Regions from separate parts of the Homo sapiens genome. Here region 1 is linked to region 2. A link is a contact called in ENCODE Hi-C data. All regions are on one chromosome and are shown on one strand. Each heading gives the region's core, a stretch centred on a gene start or an enhancer-like site at or near the end of the contact. The rest is flanking DNA. Distances are from core to core; before and after follow the strand shown. Region 1 has its middle 71 kb from the start of ALDH1A1. Region 2 overlaps TMC1 (transmembrane channel like 1).

Region 1 (5,267 bases), core at 661-3,160, 430 kb after region 2:
TTTTGCCTTCTAGTTGTTCATAAACTCAAAATGTATGCATATTTGTTGTTAAAACTCAAACATTATGAAGGTAGACACAGCATCAGAATACTGTGTGGTATTCAGAACTTAGTACCAGCCACTTCTCTCCATCTCCATCAATACCTTATTCTAAAACATCTTCATGACAGTGGCCGTATAGTAGCTCAGACAGTGGTCTAGCTTCTGGGAGTGTTGATGTGACCCACTGACTGGAGTGAATCCCATGGGGCCAATTTTTGCACCTTCTAGAAGGCATTTCACCTTCTCCCTCTCTCTCTCCAGAGTATCATAATTCACAGTTCCCACCGTATAGCTTTACAGAACTTTATTCATGCATTTACACATTTATATAGCTTTTTTAACATAAGGAAAATCATACTATGTGGTACTAATATTTTCAATATTTCTCTTGCTACTATTTTTATTTAACTTGTTTTTTTTCACCCCACCTAAGCCTCCAAATTGGCACATACAGAACTGCTTGGTTAACTGTAACAATTGCAAGGTAATATTTAGCACTGTGTGAGCACAAGATGTTTTGTAGTATTCAGAACCCAAAACAACATTTTTATAAAAATCCTTAGCATAATATTGGCAGACCTTTGGAAATAACTATTTTAGCTGTATGTTGAAACTACAGGCCGGTTTCTATAATTAATATCACAAGAGAGACAGTGGAACTTAATAGAAAGACCATTGGAACAGAATGAGCCCTTGAACTAACTTAGTCATTTGACCTTCTGGGACTTACTGTCCTTATTTGTAAACTAGAAGACGTTGGTCCAGATTTTTTCTAATAGTCCTGCTAGCTCTAGAATGGTATATATATATACAGTATTGGAATTCCTAGTTTTCATTAAGAACATTTCCTATTTGGCAAGTGTTAAATACCTACCTTCACTCAACACTATGGGCAAGCTGAGTAACAAAAATATATGTTATCTGTTGTGCATGTCAGATATTCATTGGTAAATTACTTGTTCTGATATCTTCTTCAATGATTGCCTCCAACAATAAATATTTCCCAAAAAGTACTGGCGCCATTTTAGATATTGAGCTCAATTTAAAATAAAGAAATTAAGAACCGGAGTAGAAATTCAAGTATAAGTGGTTAGAGGGATAAAATCAAGTGAACTAAAATAAAAATTTATGTTTAAAGTGAAGAGGGACTGTCCCTTTAGTTGTGGTAAATACATGCAGGAGAAAAAAACACAAAGATGTATGGAAATCATATGGGGGAGAATTAAATGTTTGGGTAATTGCTGGGGAATGAAACTATGGCGTCATTCCGCTTCCTGGAAAAGAACTGCTGCTCCCCCTTGCGGCAAGTGTGAAAAGCTGGCATCCTGTTAAAAAAAGTATTTCATTCTAACGCAGTGATACAAGATCTGTTTGAGTTATAGTGACACGCTGCTTTGAAGCGGGAAATAAATGGCATACGTAGGCAACTCAAGTAATGATTCTATCCCAGATATAGGCTTAATGTCACCAAAAGAAAAGGATAGAGGATGTTAGGTTGTGGCTAGAGAGACCACAAAGGCTGACTGTGGTCAACACATGTAATTGGTTAGTCAACACCTACTTAACAAATATGTGTTAAGTTAATGTCAACAATTTTGTAAGTTTGAGAAGAGTCAGTACTGAGAATAGTACAAGGTAATATCAAACAGTCATTTTTCAAAAGTGTGTCACTCAGCTGGAAAGATAAAATATGAAATAGCCACAAGGAGACAGTTAATTACAAGTAGATTCCGTACCATACTGAATGACTTAGAACAGAGAGATTATTATTGTTAGAGAAGAATCGCCAGAGGAGAGAGGCTTTTAATGAATCATGTAGAAAAGCATAATAAGCAGGAAAATAGTCAATATTGTTAGAGTTTTATCTGTATAAACTAAAAGCAAGAAAGAGTACCTAGGGCCAGATTAAACAACCTTGCACTAAGTGCTTTGGATTTTATCCCATTTATTTTATAGATGAATGATTGTATAGATGAATAGAGAAGTGGCATATGGCCAAATGTTTCAGGAAGTTTAATCTGGGAAAATGTATGCTATAAATTTCTCTTAAGTACATGTAAATTTAAATGTTTAAAAGAGGTGTTATTATTAAAAAGTAAAGTTGTACCTCTCTAGTCCATCATTCCCTATTCCCTTACTCTGCTTTTTTCATATAATTTATTACTACCTGACATTATATTATTATATATGTGTTTTCTGTTTGCTTGTATCACTAACTGGCTGTAAGTTTCATGAGGGTAGGGGCTCTGTTGCTTGTGTTTACTGTTGTATCCCTAACTTCTAAGATAGGATATTTGATAAATAAATGGTGGGCATTTGATAAATATTTGTTAATATTATAAATAAATCTGTATTGAAAAACAAGAGGCTTGAGGCAGGAAGAACAATTGTCTGTTTATCAAGATGGTAAAACTTGCTCTTGGAGAGAGGAAGGAAATGAGGATAAAAAAGAGACATTCAATATTTTGAAGAATGAATAAACTAGACTTGATAACTCACTGAATGTGGCTGATGAGGAAGAAAGAAGAATCTCAAATTGCTGAGGCTTCAAGATTATATGCATGGGAGGACGGTGACAGTGGTGAAAAACATTGGGGCAGCCTGGTGTGGTGACATCACGCCTGTAATCCTAGCAATTTGGGAGGCCAAGGCAGGAGGATCATTTGAGGTCAGGAGTTCAAAACCAGCCTGGCCAACATGTGGAAACGTTGTTTGTACTAAAAATACAAAAAAAAAAAAAAAAAATTAGCCGGGCATGGTGGCTGGCCCCTGTAATCCCAGCTATTCGGGAGGCTGAGACAGGAGAATTGCTTGAATCTGGGAGGCAGAGGTTGCAGTGAGCTGAGATCGCGCCACTACATTCTAGCCTAGGCCACAGAGTGGGACTCTGCCTCAAAACAATATACGTACATATATGCCCCTATATCTATATAGGGGCAGTCAGTTGGGAAGCATGTTTTGGTGAGATAACAGATTAAACTTTTGACTCAGAAAGTCTGAGTTGAGGGACAGTTAGAGATATCTGATTAGAGTCCGGGTGACAGGGCAGAGTTGGAGATTTTGCCTTATGGTAGGGATGATAGTTAAAGTCATGAGTTTAGATAAGATTTCTGTGGGACAAACTCTAGATGCAGCGAGAAAGAAGACAGAAAAATAAACCCTATGCCTATTTAAGCCATCTTGAAAACTGTCCTGAAAACCGAATTCTGGCCCATTCATTATTTATGCATTCATCCCACACATATATCTTGAGTTCTGCATAATAAAAATGATATGAGGATTATAAGGAACTCACAACTTAGTAGTAGAGACAAACAAAAAGGGAAGATTCACACACGTTTTTTCTAAATAAATCAGCCACCCTGTCTCCAGCCAACTGTGGACCTACTGTCAGACCTTAGGATCTTTCAAAACAAGCCGAATTTTATGAGACAATTTCTAATACCAAAATATAGGATATTAATTAAAATGTGTGGGCCAAAACAAAACATGTTTGTTAGCCAGATTTAACGTGCAGCCCATCCTAACATATTTGCAATCAGGAAGACAGCCTTTTCTCTACCTTACCTCTTAAATTAGACAATCTAAGGGGAGAATGCTTTTAGTCCCGTGAGAATCAGATTTAACATTTAACAATTTAGTAGCAAGGGACATTTTAGGAAAGTCTGGTATACTGGTAGGTAGGATCATTCTTATTAGTACGTCTTTACTCATTTATTTATTTAACAAATACAGCCTATACTACCTGGTAGGAACTCAGTATATAATGGTGATCAAATTAGAAACATCGATGTTTTGTTCAGGGAAATTTCATCAGATAGGAAAAGATTTAGGGCCATTACCAATGGAAGGAAGAACTCTAAGAGCTGAAATAAATAACTACTATGTTGGCTGAAACTGCTTTAATATTAATGAGAAAGTTGGGCATAGGGAAGACCATTCCTAGTGAAGCATTTTTCTATCTGTGTGTATTGCCTGGGGTGGGAGGATGGTGAAAATGGCCCTAAAAATACATAATATGGATAGAAAAGAGAGACAATGAATGAATAATAAAATATATCACATTTGTTTCTTGTAGGAAATAGCTGCAAAGAATCAGTTTGAAATGAAAACTTATTAAACCAGTGGCTTTCAATTTCTCTGGATTATGTCATAGTAAAAAAAATTATTTTCCCTTTCCATAGTGTACACAAGAGCAGACACACACTTAGGTGTATACACACACACTAAAACCAAATTTTACGTTAATATTTACATTTACTATATATGACACCTTGAGATATTTTCCATTGTTTTATTTTGGTTTTTAAAGGCACTTATCATGACCTTATAATGAGTCAAACCCTCCTCTTTGAAAACAGTGGACTAAATAAAACGGACACATGTCACTGTATATCAGTCCTTACTTCTTCTCAATGGGCACCATGGATTTTCCAGGATGAGGTCCAGAAAGTGTACAGTAGGATCTGAGATACAGTATGATTCTTATACTATGAAGTTATAGTCAGAATTGGATAATTTCCTTATTTATTCTTTTTGATGCAATACCACTTTATATCAAGATGCTGTGCTTATTTTCAGGAACTTCTTACTTTTACCAGTCAAGTCAATCATAATATTTTAAGAATACACAAACTGAAATTTTATGATGGAGGATATCCGGTGTAAATTTATGTTTCTATTTGTAGAACATGTTTGCATTTAAAGATATGCATGGCTGCATGTGGTGGCTCGCGGCCGTAACCCCAGCACTTCGGGGAGGCTGAGGCAGGAGTATCACTTGAAGCCAGGAATTTGAGACTCAGCCTGGGCAGCAAAGTGAGATTCCATCTCTACAAAAAAATAAAAATTAAAAAAAAAAAGCTGGATGTAGTGGTGCACACCTGTAGTCCTAGCTACTCAGAAGGCTGAGTTGGGAAGATTGCATGAGCCCAGGAGTTCAAAGCTGCAGTGAGCTATGATCGCACCACTGCACTCCAGCCTGTGTGACAAAATGAAATCCTGTCTCAAGTAAAGAAAAAAAAAGAAAAAAGAAAAAAAGGAAAAGGATACTCATGACCAAAACATCAAAAATAATTTACAGTATTAAGTGATTATTGCTTTAAGTTTCAATTTGCATGGTAATGGTGACATTAGAAAAAGTAGCCCAAGGCACATAGAATTTGAAAATACACAGGTCTCTCTTTAGGGCTCTTATGATTAATGTTGGCTCATGCTACTATTTT
Region 2 (5,235 bases), core at 2,504-5,003:
TAAACGGCATGCATCAAGGCACAGAAACATCAGAGCTGCATTTGAATAAATTCTCCTAGCTGGTCTTACCTCCTAGCTACTTACTTCTACTGTTGACATCAACCTTATAAACTTGCTAGAGGCTCAGTGTGGGGAAACAAACAAACAAAGCCTCATGAAACGTTTTGATCCAATTAGAAAATGTCTATTAAATACATTGTGTTTCACAAATGTGAACTATTAATACAATCTGGGTTTGTTCCGATTTAATTGTCTAAAATTATACATAATTCATCTTGCCAACAAATGAAATTATTGAAAAATTAAAAATATCACCACCAATTTTTTCTATTAAATGTATATTTTTGTAATGATAGCTTAAGTTTCATCTCAGTTTGAGATTTAGTACACTGTGGCATTCACTCTGGTTGGGGTTCATTTGGCTCTGAGCTTCAAGGTTCAATTTAGACTTCAAAGCATGTCGGACTTGACCTGAGGCACGTTTTTAACAATCAGGTGCAGTTTGTAAGGTTATGGGTTGAGGAATAGCATAAATGGGCCATCCTTTTTCTGATTTTGAGAAGAGAATGACTACTAATACCCAGGTGTGTTCTTGTCTTTCTTGAGTCAATTCTAACAGCATTGGCTGTGGGTTATAAAACCATAAAATTTTACAGCCAAAAACAACTTTAAAGGTCGTTTAGATGGAACTTCTTCATTTTGCAGATGAGGAAACTGAGAATCAGAGACAAAGTGACCTCAGGGCATTACAACTTACTATTACTATATTGAAAGAGGAAGGGAAGCTGGTGCAAGTTGAGGGACCCACTGATGAACTGCAGGGTATCCAATGTTGCCCCTGTGTTTGGGCTGAGGGAGAAGCAGCTTCTTAGCTTCTGCTATGCTGACTTATCTTGTGATCTCTGTCCCAGCCCTTGGCTGCCTCTCCTCCTTGTCCCCAGGCCTGCACCATTCCATCTGCCTCCTGATTATTCACTGACAGCTGCCTTTTCCCTCACCCTTTGTTCTCAGTTTTTAAAAATCCAATGGGGAGAAGCTTGGATTCAAATGATAGCATTTTCAGCTCATGAAAAATTCTATAACAAGTGTATTTGACCGTTTGATCTCTGGCTTCTCCCACACACTTGCCCTTTATACTCTGACAGCCATAAGCTTCATTTCCTTGAAGCAGATTGCAATTTCAATGGAAAGGAAATAATTGTGTAGCTTTCAAGCTGAGTTCAGTTCTAAAAAGGACTGAGCAAAGCTCAATCCTGGGCTATTGTAGAATCTTAGTCACTGAATCAGGCAGTGAAAGAGCTCTCTCCAAGCTTCATGGTTATGATCTTGAAAAACACCAGAGCTAGGTTCAAATTCCAGCCATACCATTTCCTAACTGTGTGATTTTGGCAAATCACACAAATACTTAAAATTCTTTCGACTCGGTTTCCTCTTCTGTAAAATGGGAACACTAATTAATGCTCACCTCAAAAGGTTGTTCATTCATTCAACACATATTCGTTGGGTGCCTCCTGTGTGTCAAACTGTTTCAGTCCAGTGAGGAAGATGGACATGAATCCAAGAGTCACCAAAAAAATGTAAAGTGGCACCTGTGATGAGTCACAAAGGGGAGGTATATGAGAAAGTGTGTGACAGTATCTAACAGGTGAGGGCATTATATAATTTATTGTTGCAAACAGGACATTTTTGAGCATGTAAGAGGGTGTGTTAATTGTCCTGGAACAACAGGCATAAATCAGGACTTTCTGGGCAAACTCAGGCCCTACCCCACTCTTACCTACCCTTAGTATAAGAGGGAAGGTTGGGAAAGGCTTTCCTGGGGAAGGGAAGAAGAAACTGAGATCCGCGGAATAAGTGAGGATTCCTAGGCAAAAAGAGGAAGACAGAGTGGTTTAGGCCAAGAGAGCAAACAGTGGTGCAAGACTCTAAGGCAGGACAAAGCATGGAGCCTGCAGAGAACAGACAGAAGGTCAGTGTGATGAAGATGGGAGGGGTGCGTGGCTTTAAACACAGGCCCCTTGCTTGTTGGTTTGCCCTGTAGGTGTTAAGAAATGAGGCTATATCAAGGTGAATTTTAAGTAGAGGTGGCACCTCTACTTAAGACCAGACTTGCAGCTTTAAACATCAGTCTGGCTGCAAGGCAGAATGGATTAGCATTGAGTAGTAGTTCTGGCCTTGGCTTTCCAGAGGAAACTTCTAAACAATATCAAAGCCTTGGTGTCACCCACAGAGATCCTGATTTAATTAGTTTAGGTTGGCTCCCAGTAGGTTATAAAGTGTGTCAGGATTGAGATTCACTGTAGAAGGAAGTGTGAATATGGAGAAGAATAATTACAAGGCTATTGCAGTAGCCCGGGTAAGAAGTGATGGAATAGGTTCATGGCAGTGGGTTTCTGAAGCAGTGGTTCTCAAACTGTAGTGGATTTGAGTATCACCTGGAAGTCTTATTTATTTATTAGAGATGGTCTCACACTGTTGCGTAGGCTAGAGTGCAGTGGTATAATCATAGCTCACTGCAACCTTGATCAGCCTTCATCTCCTAGGCTCAAGCAATCCTGCCACTTCAGCTTCCTGAGTAGCTGGGACTACAGGCATGGACCACCATGGCTATTTGTTTGTTTGTTTTTAATAGAGACAGGGTCTCACTCTGTTGCCCAGGCTGGTCTCAAATTCCTGGGCTAAAGCAAGCCTCTCTCCTTGGCCTCCCAAAGTGCTGGGATTATAGCCACTGCACCTTGGCACGGAAACCTTGTTAAAATGCAGATATCTGGGTATCATTGATTTAGTAGGTCGTGGATGGGGCCTGAGAATTTGCATTTCTGACAAATTACCTGGAGGCGCTAGTTGCTAGTTTAGAGATCACACTTAGCATCTAGTGGGTAGTGGTCAGGGATGCTGGTGAATATCATACAATACACAGAACAGCCCTTTTGCTGATCACTGATCGAGCAAAAAAACCATCTGATGTGGTAGATAACATCAACAGGATTTGATCAGCAGGGTAAAGGACAACTCCAGGACTCTTACAGTTTTCTGAATTTCACAACTAAATGACGAGTTTCACTATTCATTGACATTCAGGAGACAGCCCTACAGACCTGAGAAGATGGTGAAGTCAAAGCTACACATATATTTGAGGGTTACCTTTGAAACAGCTAAGAGGATACATCAAGCAGGAACATATATGTGGAACCTGGAAGGGAAGATCATTACAGATATAAACTTGGGGATCATTAAAGCCAGGAACTTATCAATGGCATCAGTCAGTTCTCTTTTCTTTTACTCTTATCATTGGTGTCAAAGCTCTGGCCTCTTTTTGTTGGTTCCACTCAGGTGCCGTGATCCTCCAGCCTCAGCACCTTGCTGTGAGCTCTCCTTGGGAGGCTGCCTCTCCCTCCTCCTTCAGAATTTACCCCCTACTTCTCCTTTGGGTCCCACCTCTCAGGCTTGGTCATGTGTGGCATTAGCAAGCAGGTGTGCGTGTTTCCTTCTGAAGCACAAATCAAAGCCATGGTTATGTATCTGTGGGATTATTTGCTAAATGGCCACCTCTCCTGCTAGATTCTAAGTTGCCTGCAGTGACTGGAGAACATCCCTAGGTATCAGATGCTCAATGTCTTACACTTATGGAACCGTCAAAGACAGCTGTTAAATGTCCAATGGGTCAGTTAGGGAGATGGTGGTTGTTAAAACTGTGATGAGTTCTCAGGAAGAGGGAGAAGCAGTTACCTTTGTGAAGCAGTTGTTGGTATTTACTTAGTAATGAGATTAAATTTCCTAGGACAGTGGGTGTGTGAACCAGCAATAGCGCCATCTGCTGGAAGTAAGTGATACAACAACTATTATCTTGACTAGGCTCAGGGCTGTTAAAACAGTATTGCTCTGGGAGAAAAGAATCATTTTTTTTAAGGTTAAAAATGTGAGTAAAATTCTTTAGAGTGAAGATAGAATTTCTTTTGAAATGGTTGGAAAAATTGGATAATTATTGAAAATAGTGTTCAGTTTTCAAAGAGGAGAGAAACCTTCAAGTCACTGTAATTAAGAGAAGTTTTATTGAAAGAACACATGGAATAAGGAAGTTAGATATCTCCACCCAAAACCAGCATTTCAGAAAACAGAAACAGGCAAAAATCTGGCGGAGTGTGGTGGCTCATGCCTGCAATCCCAGCCCTTTGGGAGGCCATGGTGGAAGGATCGCTTGAAGCCAGGAGTTTAAGAATAGCCTGGGCAACATAGTAAGATCCCCATTTTCTTTTTTCTTTTCTTTTCTTTTCTTTTTTTCTTTTCTTTTCTGAGACAGAGTGTTGCTCCTTTTGCCCAGGCTGGAGCGCAATGGCATGATCTCAGCTCACCACAACCTCCCGGGTTCAAGAAATTCTCCTGCCTTGGCCTCCTGAGTAGCTGGGATTACAGGCATGCACCACCACACCTGGCTAATTTCGTATTTTTAGTAGAGACGTGGTTTCTCCATGTTGGTCAGGCTGGTCTTGAACGCCCGATCTCAGGTGATCTGCCCACCTCGGCCTCCCAAAGTGCTGGGATTACAGGCATGAGCCCCCGTGCCCAGCCCCAAGACCCCCATTTCTATTTTAAAAAAAAAAAAGAAGAAGAAGAAGGAAAAGAAAAGAAAAATGGAAACAGGCGAAAACCTAGGCTTCTCAAAGACTGAAGGGTATTTTGGAACTGACTGGATATTGCTCATCTCTGGCTGGTTGTGTTGCAGCCTCGTTGGTGGCAAGTGCAGACCCTCAGTCAGTGACCTCCTTTGTTGCTCTTCCATCAAAGGGCCCCCTTCTCCTGCCCAGGCATGGTGTTACTAATATGGCGATGGTAGGGGCAGGGGCTGCATCTATGACGGGGAGAGGTATGAGAGTATACTCATCATTCTGCTGTTGTCTTTGTTAGTTTGTTTCTAATTTCTATTGTTGGGGAGAAAGATAAATTCTTCCCTAACCTCTTGGGATCTTCACCTGGGTCTAAGAATTAAATCACTGTAAGACAGGTTAACAGGAGAAAAATATATGAGTTTTATTGATTTTTACATGTACGCGGAGACCCTCATGAGACAGCAGAAGACCTGAAGAAATGGACAAAGCAGAAAGCTCTAATACCTTTTAGACAGAGAAACCATAAATTCATGAAGAGCTGACAAGACAAAGGGGTTTGGGCCAGTGGCAGTAAATTGTGGGAATTCACTAGGGAGGTGTAAAGATAGAGGAAGATAAGGGATAGTTT

Evidence for each region. A loop is a pair of places that touch in the nucleus more often than their neighbours do. Pooled maps may share reads with other maps.
Region 1: a map of naive thymus-derived CD4-positive, alpha-beta T cell shows a loop between it and region 2 (12-fold over the local background). The contact joins two enhancer-like sites. A Hi-C loop is called at or near these places in 3 of 168 maps with a recorded cell type or tissue (CD4-positive, alpha-beta memory T cell, CD8-positive, alpha-beta T cell and naive thymus-derived CD4-positive, alpha-beta T cell) and 9 of 50 pooled maps.

The regions. Positions count from the first base shown.
Region 1 is chr9:73,021,806-73,027,072 of GRCh38, forward strand. No RefSeq gene overlaps it. Among named protein-coding and RNA genes, the nearest start is that of ALDH1A1, 71 kb to the left of the region's middle. Within about 2 kb of position 1,911, at least 2 of the 41 ENCODE cell types and tissues checked have a DNase peak (open chromatin) inside an H3K27ac peak, as active enhancers do.
Region 2 is chr9:72,589,123-72,594,357 of GRCh38, forward strand. All of the region lies in intron 2 of TMC1 (transmembrane channel like 1), which reads left to right. Among named protein-coding and RNA genes, the nearest start is that of TMC1, 70 kb to the left of the region's middle. RefSeq lists an enhancer at 3,540-3,599. Within about 2 kb of position 3,754, at least 2 of the 41 ENCODE cell types and tissues checked have a DNase peak (open chromatin) inside an H3K27ac peak, as active enhancers do.